Linked DNA regions of Homo sapiens: regions 1 and 3 are each linked to region 2. A link is a contact called in ENCODE Hi-C or POLR2A ChIA-PET data. All regions are on one chromosome and are shown on one strand. The core of a region is the stretch at or near the end of the contact, and the rest is flanking DNA. Distances in the headings are between cores, read along the strand shown.

Evidence for each region. Hi-C counts contacts between places; a loop is a spot of excess contacts on that map. ChIA-PET counts read pairs that join two places held with the same protein, here RNA polymerase II (POLR2A).
Region 1: POLR2A ChIA-PET joins it to region 2 with 19 read pairs in PC-9. The contact joins two enhancer-like sites. POLR2A ChIA-PET finds 5 or more read pairs at or near these places in 4 of 52 experiments (AG04450, PC-9, T-cell and 1 more).
Region 3: a loop to region 2 is called in a map of IMR-90, with 2.0 times the contacts of the local background. The contact joins two enhancer-like sites. A Hi-C loop is called at or near these places in 1 of 168 maps with a recorded cell type or tissue (IMR-90). POLR2A ChIA-PET finds 5 or more read pairs at or near these places in 4 of 52 experiments (AG04450, BJ, H1 and 1 more).

The regions. Positions count from the first base shown.
Region 1 is chr11:35,109,808-35,112,507 of GRCh38, forward strand. No RefSeq gene overlaps it. Among named protein-coding and RNA genes, the nearest start is that of CD44-DT, 27 kb to the right of the region's middle. Within about 2 kb of position 1,429, at least 7 of the 41 ENCODE cell types and tissues checked have a DNase peak (open chromatin) inside an H3K27ac peak, as active enhancers do; they include PC-9, where a contact is called at or near this core.
Region 2 is chr11:34,975,798-34,978,497 of GRCh38, forward strand. It overlaps PDHX (pyruvate dehydrogenase complex component X), which reads left to right. Exons shown (of 11, transcript NM_003477.3): 8 at 2,327-2,385. Among named protein-coding and RNA genes, the nearest start is that of MIR1343, 35 kb to the left of the region's middle. Within about 2 kb of position 1,419, at least 8 of the 41 ENCODE cell types and tissues checked have a DNase peak (open chromatin) inside an H3K27ac peak, as active enhancers do; they include PC-9, where a contact is called at or near this core.
Region 3 is chr11:35,191,284-35,193,983 of GRCh38, forward strand. The region is part of intron 5 of CD44 (CD44 molecule (IN blood group)); the gene reads left to right. Among named protein-coding and RNA genes, the nearest start is that of CD44-AS1, 22 kb to the right of the region's middle. Within about 2 kb of position 1,253, at least 13 of the 41 ENCODE cell types and tissues checked have a DNase peak (open chromatin) inside an H3K27ac peak, as active enhancers do.

The DNA of each region.
Region 1 (2,700 bases), core at 179-2,678, 130 kb after region 2:
AACCCAATATTAGCTATATCTGCTGGAATCAGAGCTCAAAGTGTTCTTTCATTTATGGATTCAAGAAAAGCACAGAGCAGCTAATGTTTTCCAGAAACTGTGGTGCTCTGGGGCATGCAACAGCAATCATGCAGAATGTATAGTCCCCCATGGGCTGAGCTTGCAGTTGGTGGGGAGTACCTACAAGTAACTGGCTCTTAAAATGCTGTGTGGTAAGTCCTTTGATGTGGGGGTAGAGGTGAGAAAGGCACTGACCCAATCTTTGGAAGAAATGATATACTGGTTATAATTGTGCTTGTCTATAATAGTAAACTCTACTCACCCCCTACCCCCTGAATGTCCCCCACAAAATAGTGACCTTAACAATGAGAGATTATATGCTTCCAGAAGTAGGTGATCCATGCTTATATGGCAGCTCAAAAATGCCATCAGGGCCTTTGCTCGGTCATCCTTAGCATATGGTTCTTGTCCTCATAGTGGCAAGATGGCTCCTAAAGTTCCAGGAATCAATTCTACATTCCAGGCAGGAACAAGAGGAAGAACAAATGGCAAAACACTAGATGAACCTGTCAGAGGTTTTCCAGAATCTCAACCTAATGTTTTATTTCTTTGGCTACACCTGTGTCCCATGGCTGCTCTGGATCCAAGGGTGCTGAGAAATAAAGCTTTTGGCTCTAAACTTTGACAACTCAGACAAAACTGGATTTCTGTTAATCAGGAAGGCAAAATGGCTACTGCAGAAGCAATTATAATTCTTTGCCTCATGGGTCAGAACAGAAGGAAGAAGTGAGCACTGAGTTCCTAGGCACCTTGCTTTTGTCCGCTGGGGTCCCTTTTGCCACTCTGGACCAAGTCTCACTCTGGCCTTGTAGGTGATCACAAGGCTGGAACAGGGAAGGGGGACTTGATGAAACCTGAAGATGACTTCCTCCCACCCCTGCCGTTTCACGCAGAATCACCTCCAAACATGCTAGGAAGGCATGCTCTGCACTGGCATGCAACAGTGACCCCGACAAAGCAGCCCCCACCTCCAGAGAAGTCACATTTAGTGAAGATAACTAACCAACCATTCTCAGTTAAGACATTTTGATATTTTTTTCATATCATATTCATTCCTCCAAGCCAACAGTAGGGAAAGTAAGTGTCTCATTATACAGATAAGGAACTGGAAGCCCAGAGAGAGTTGAAACTTGTGTAGTTCACACTACTGGTCAAGACTGGAATAGGATTTGCTTCCCACTTCAGTGCTTTCTCCTCTCCAGAATCCTTTCTGCTCCCCAACCCCTACCCCAAGCCTCACTCTGGTGAGAGAAAGAACTGGAAGAGAAGGTGCTGTGGTCCCAGGCATTACAGCAACTGAACATATTCTGAACCAGGAGGCCTGATTAGTAGCCACTGCTCTGTTCTCATCATATTCTTGCAAGAGGAAGTGGTGGTGGTTTTCCCCGCAATCAGGAAGGAATTCCATCATTCATCTGCTAAGGCAGCACCTCCCTGAAATAATCTCTTCTCCCAGTCAGGCCTAGCTGGCTCCTTTCCCTCTGCAGCAGGATTGGGAAGGTTGGCCTTATTATGGTCCCTCCTTGCTCTTGATTCCTGTGGGGCCTTCTTGACTGCCAGTAGCACATTGGCTTGGTTCAGGGTGGAGTTGCTCTGAACTACTTTAGGAAGGAGAGGCCCTGGCCTTGTCCCTGGCACTTTCCCTTTCCCTTCATTCCCTCCCAGCTGTGGCATTCACAGAGTTTCCCTCCTCCAGCCCAGTCCTGGGCAGCAATAGCCTTCATGTTAGATGCCAAAAGGAGCATTCATCCTTCCCCCATGGGCTGGCACTGGGGCACTAAGCTTGGGCACCAAGGCGGGGCCTCATGGAGGCTCATGGAGGGGGCTGTGTGAATGGGGTGTGCTGTGTCATGCCTTTCCGCCACTGTTTCTGCTCCTACCTGCCTCCAAGGCCTGCATATGACTCAGGAGTCAGTTCAAGTTTATCTCCCTTGGCAGATCTTCCCTGCTCCCTGCCCACTCCACCACCACATCCTCTCCAGAGCTGGAAGATCCCTTCCCACATCCCACAGGTCTCAGAGCACTTAACCCCTGGTTCCAGTGGACACATCTGTTTCTGTCTTTCACCTCCCTCCTTTTGACTGTGAGATCCTTGCATTCTCACAGTGCCTTGGCACTTAGTAAACCCTCAGTACATATTGGGTGAATCCAGGATGCGCCCTGGTGCAGAACACTACAGGAGCATGTAGAGAAAGCTTTTATCACATTCCTGAGGTACCTTAAGGTGAGGTACCTGTAGAGAGGGACAGAAATCCTAATAGCACATTTTTGTTGAGTATTTGATAGTTGCCAAGCACTAGTATGGCTTTTTGCATACTTTGCGTATTTGCTCACTAAGTCTTCACCACAACCCTACAAGGTAGGCGCTGTCTCCACTTTGCCCATGAGAAAACAGAGGCTAAGAAAGGTTAAGTAACTTGCTCAAGATCCCACAGTAGGACAAGATAGAGGGATTTCGACCTCACAGCTCAAGCTCTTAACCCTCTGCCATGCATGTTGTGTCCTTAGTACCACCTCCCCGCCCTCCCAGCCACACAGGAGCTTGTAGCACAGGCGAGACATTCTCAAGTGGATCAATTAGACGAAAAAGCAAGACAGAGCCTGCCCCAACACTTAACACTCAATTATTGCCCAAATGCT
Region 2 (2,700 bases), core at 169-2,668:
TCCTGCTTTTTCTTTCACCCTGTCAGGATGGGAACAGCTTTCTTTTGCAACTTTCTACATCCCAGGTGAAAGCAGGACTTTTATCAGTTTATATACAGAGTTTCAAGATTTCATATAAAGACAACTTGAGAGCTTTTAAAAGTTCAAGGAACTAAATGGAAAGCTATTTTAAAGAAAGTGAGAAGTTTCTAAAAAATGAACCCTGGAAACACTCCTGTAGTTCTCAGATCATACTTGCTTAGTCATGATATAGAGGTTAATATGGGAATCACTTTCCTGTTTTCTTACTCTAATAAGGCAGAAAACAGTAATATTTCAGAGGAGATATGGATTAGTTTATTATCTTTGCATGGTCCAGTTTTGGTACACCTTGGTAATTAGGAATTTTCTTAAAAATCTTTACACCCCACATTATCTATCTTCACTCCTCTTTCTCATATAAAGTTACAATACATAACATTCTGTATGCATGCTTCACACTTTGCTTTTCTGTCTTGACAATGTGTAAATGAGAATGTTTGATATTACCTTACAAACTGTTTTCTACTCAGTAAATGTAACAGCATCTCCTTTCAATATGTTTGGAAAATCTCCATTATAAAGAGTTAAAAATAAAGGAATTCAAAGAGAAACCTACTTTACACATGTTAGATTTGAGATGCTTGTAAGCGATGCAAGTAGAAATTTCATGTGAGAAGTTGGATATACAAGTCTGAAGCCTCAGTATCTCAGAATTAGAGGTAGAATTTGGAAGAGTCATCATTATATAAATGGTATCAAAACCTTGGAATTGGAACTGGAACTTCTAGCCTGGGGAGATGCCAACATTGAGAGGAAAGGAATAAAAATGAGTGAGTGGGCAGAAAGTGGAAGAAAACCAGGAGAGTATAGTGACATAGGAGCCAGTAAAAGAATATATTTCATTCAACTCAAGAATGTTCCTAAATGTGGGAGTATGCTGAATACAGAATTTTAAGTGAGGACTGTGGACTTAGGTGGTAGGTTTGGGGGTCATTAGCTGGCAGATGGTTTTAGAAGTCTTCACTGTGAATACCTGTGGGTAAGTAGATAAAGTGAAGAGAAAGCTGAGAGAGCCATGAAAGGTAAGCAGAGTAAGTTCATGAACTGTTACATTTGAATTTGTACAAACCAAATCTTTCTATGTGGTTATCATTAAAAGCTTGTAAGCACTGTAAGTCCATTTATATTTCTATTCCTAAAGGGGTTTTAAGCAAAAATGTTTATATATTTCTGGAATTCTGAATTAGAGGAGCTTTGATACTTTGCAGCTGACAGTTATCGTGACAGTTTGACAGTATTTAGGTTTATGGTAATTCATCTAATCCCTTTCTGTAGTCTCCAGGATGCCTTTGGAATGAGCTGTTATTCACCTAAAATTCCGTGATACTTTAGTAATAGGATAGGTTTTTTGCCACATACCACTGACTAGATCTAGATCTTAGAGTCTTTTTCTATAAGCTCTTGCAAGAAAGAATCAAGTGTTGTTTACATTTTCTAACACTGTTATACCCAGTGGCAAATGCAAAGACATAAACAAATACTTTAGTTATGATCAGCTCGTAGGAAGTGGGAGGACCCCAGCTTTATCTTAAAATCATTATGTATACTGGAAAGAAATTGATTCAAATGCATTCACCATAAAACTATGGATGGAGAACCTCATTTTATTAATCACACTAGGACCTATGCCAGCATTGCTTCATCTTTGGCTTTTGTTATATCCTGTTTTGTTAAGTTAAAAAGCAGTTAAATTTTTTTTCACCTACACCCCATTAGTAAAAAGAAATTTTCGAACACTTTCCCATATGTGTATATATAACTGTTTATATATAAAGTACCTACATGTATCACTGTTCTAGTATAATCAGTATGTTATAAAGCATACAGAGAATAAGGGTATTTGAAAAGAACGAGGAAGAAAATGAATCATCTTGTAAACTTCCTGACTGCACACACCACAGAGAGATCATTTGTCTTTTTCGAGACATAGGAGTTAGTTCTTTTTTTCTGATTATGCTTGTAATGGGTCCTTCAGGTTCTTGTGTATGATATCTAAGCAATTTAAAAAATTGATAACCAAGGCCCAGAAGTAAACTTACATTCATGGTTAATATTATTGATCCAGGACCTCATATAATGCAAGTTTTTCTAATCATGGGAACCTTATTGACTAAGCAAACAAAAGCTTGTAATTTTTTATCATTGTTTGTCAGTACATTCCATAATTTACAAGTTTGAAGTTGTAATGGTCAATGTTAAAGTTATATTAGGAATACTAATTTTACTAACCTTATTTTTCTTTCAGATGACATTAAAGTATCAGTAAATGATTTTATCATCAAGGCAGCAGCTGTTACCCTTAAAGTAAGTAGCAGACTTCAAATGATTTTGTCTTCTTAAGTAGTTTCATGTCGTGGAATTTTTACAATGACAAATAGAACTCTTATTTTTAAATCACAAAAATTTTATAATTGTCTTGCTAAAAATATCCTATCGTTTGATCTCCCTCATTTTACAAATGAAGAAACTGTAAATCAAAAGGGCTCACAATGAATTAGAGCAGGATGAAAACCATTTATTCTAGGCATTAGAGATAGAGCAGTAAACAAAAGCTTACTTGATTTCTGCTGTCCCTGGGGCTTACATTCTAGTTGGAGGAGACAAACACTATTATATGTC
Region 3 (2,700 bases), core at 3-2,502, 220 kb after region 2:
TTTAAATTTCTGTCAGTCTCTGGCTGAGGGCATGATACAAATAGGCTTGGGGTTCCCATCACTCCCTGCACATTCTTTGAAGCTTTTTAAAAAGCAGAGTTTTCAAGCTGCCCATACTTTCTTGGGTTATTGGCCCTCTTGAGTTTGCATCGGCTTATTGTTGGTAGTCCCGTGGGCAACCCTTCTTGAGAGAGGCTTCTGCAAACCAAGCGGGCCGTGCTGCTAGCTACTCACTGCTTCTTGGGTTCCCTGTCTTTTTAAAGTAACCATGTCGAAGGTGCTTATCATTATGGTAGGCAATTTTGTCGGATGTTAGCGAACACAATAATTAGTGGTCTCAGCAGGAAGGAGAATAGGTCTACCCTAAAGTACCACTTCCCACCAAAGAAGAAAATCCTGATAAAACATAACTTGGGACTATATGTAGTTAACATTCAAACCACTAATAGCCTATATAAAATAGTATTTCATGTGTGTTTTAAAAACACACATTTCATTAACCCCTATAGAATATCTCTTAAGAACTGTATCTTCCCTTCCTAAGTTAGTCAGCAAACGTATTTTGAGAACCTACTACGTACCAGGCCTATTAGAATGCTTGGGATCGAAGGATAAACATAGTTAGGAAGTAATATTGAAGAGAGGCAAGGATTACTGAGATATTTATTCATTCAATCAATATCTGAGGTCTTCTGTATGCCAGACACTGCTCTAGGATGCTAGGAATTCAGAGTTGGACTTACCTTCATGGAGACTACATATTATTGGTTTAGAAATCAGGGAAAAGGAGTGTTTATGAGATTTAACTAAAACATAGTTCAGGATTTGAGCTGAGAAATGAATTGTGCCTTTCTCCTCCCAGATAAATTAGTTAAGTTTCCTTCAGCAGCTAAAAAAGAAAGAGACTAATGAGTCTACCAAATGAGTCCAGGGCTAACCTGAGAGTCACTGAAGTACTATAGGACCCAATGGGACCAGTAGCAGCTCCAAGTGGATCACTTCATGCAAAGAAACATACCAAGGCAAACAACCTGGTGGAAACTTGAACGTAGCATAATGGCATGCCAGGAAAAGTCAGCACTGTTAGGTTCCTGAGTAGAATCGTATTTCTAAAGTCCAGTGAGGAGATTTGCAAAACCTTATCACTGTTGGACTGAGAGCTGGGACAGAGTGACAGGGAGTGATTGCAAAGCCTCCCTCATGCATTGCAGGAGGGCAGGGGTCAAGAGGAGTGCTGGCTGAGAGCACAGAAGAAGCGGTCTTTGGCTCGGCTGGCTCATTCCTTCCTGAAGGGCCTGTAGTGGGTGGCAATAGGGACAGCTAGTAAGAATAACCATCTGGGTAGCTTTAGGCTTCCAGCAGGCTGTTTATCTTGAGTGTCATCAGCCTCTTCCTATTGGTGACCTGGAACTCTCTGGGATCAAGAAACCTAAACTAATTCAGGAAGCAGACTCCTGCCTTGGAACACTGTATTTCCTTGTCTTCTGGGTGTCAAAGGAATTCTTTCTTTTTTTTTTTTTTTTTTTTCAGATCTGGTATGGCCTATTTGGGTGGGGAAAATTAGAAATTCTGCTGGCTAGGCAGTAGCTTTTTCCATTTTTCCCCCTCATACCACTCCTTTCAGGAAGACAAAAATAACGCCTATTTCTATCTTGTTCTTGTAGGTTTGTTTCCTCTGGTACTATTTTTTCCTGTTGTACTATTGGGTGAGGGTGGTGGGAATTATGCATCTTTAATAAAGTTTCTGAGGTGAGAATGTGGTGTCTGTGGATTTTCCCGGGGATGCTCAGGTTTGTCTGGAGGCTTCATGGGTAAAATTGGCTCCTATTTCTCTACTCTCTGTTCTGAACTAATGTGTCCTTTGCAGCAGGGGTGTCCAGTCTTTTGGCTTCCCTGGGCCACATTGGAAGAAGAATTGTCCTGGGCCACACATAAAATACACTAACACTAGCCATAGCTGATGGGATAACAACAACAAAAAAAGCTTATAATGTTTTAAGAAAGTTTATGAATTTTTGTTGGGCCACATTCAAAGCCATCCTGCATCACAGGTGGCCCACAGGCTACGGGTTGGACAAGCTTGATTTAGAGGACAGAACATACTGTGCCAGCTGTTGGCATTTTATATAGATAGAGTCAAAGTTTTTAACCTAGGGTTCATGGACCTTCAGTAGGTTCAATGGTAGACCATAAGGCATTCTAGAACTATCTGAAATAATATGCAAAATTTTGAGTGTGTATATGTAGCATCACTTTTTTGAGGAAGGAGGACATAACGTAGATTTTCAAAGGGATATATAATTTAAAGTGGCTTTTTAAAATCTCAGCTGGCTTAAATTAGATATTTATCCTGATGGTTTTTGCCATTCCATTTCAATAAGAAAACATGCTGGACTCAAGTCAAACTTGAGAGTCGAATGAGAGATTTTAAATTGCAAAATGTTACTGATGATATTTTCTCTAATTTGAGAAAAGTCTGGAATTTCTCTAACTTTGGCAACTCTAGTTTTTGGTAGAAACACATATTGAATTAGAATAAAAAGTGACAGAAATGATAGATGGATACCTGAGGAAGTTTTATCTGATTTCGACACTTTGAACACATTTTCTTTGCAAAGTTCCTGCTCAAGTATGAAGTTTGACCTGAGGCTGATGCGTGTGGGCGGAGCTTTGAAATGCCAGTTGTCATCACAAACTACC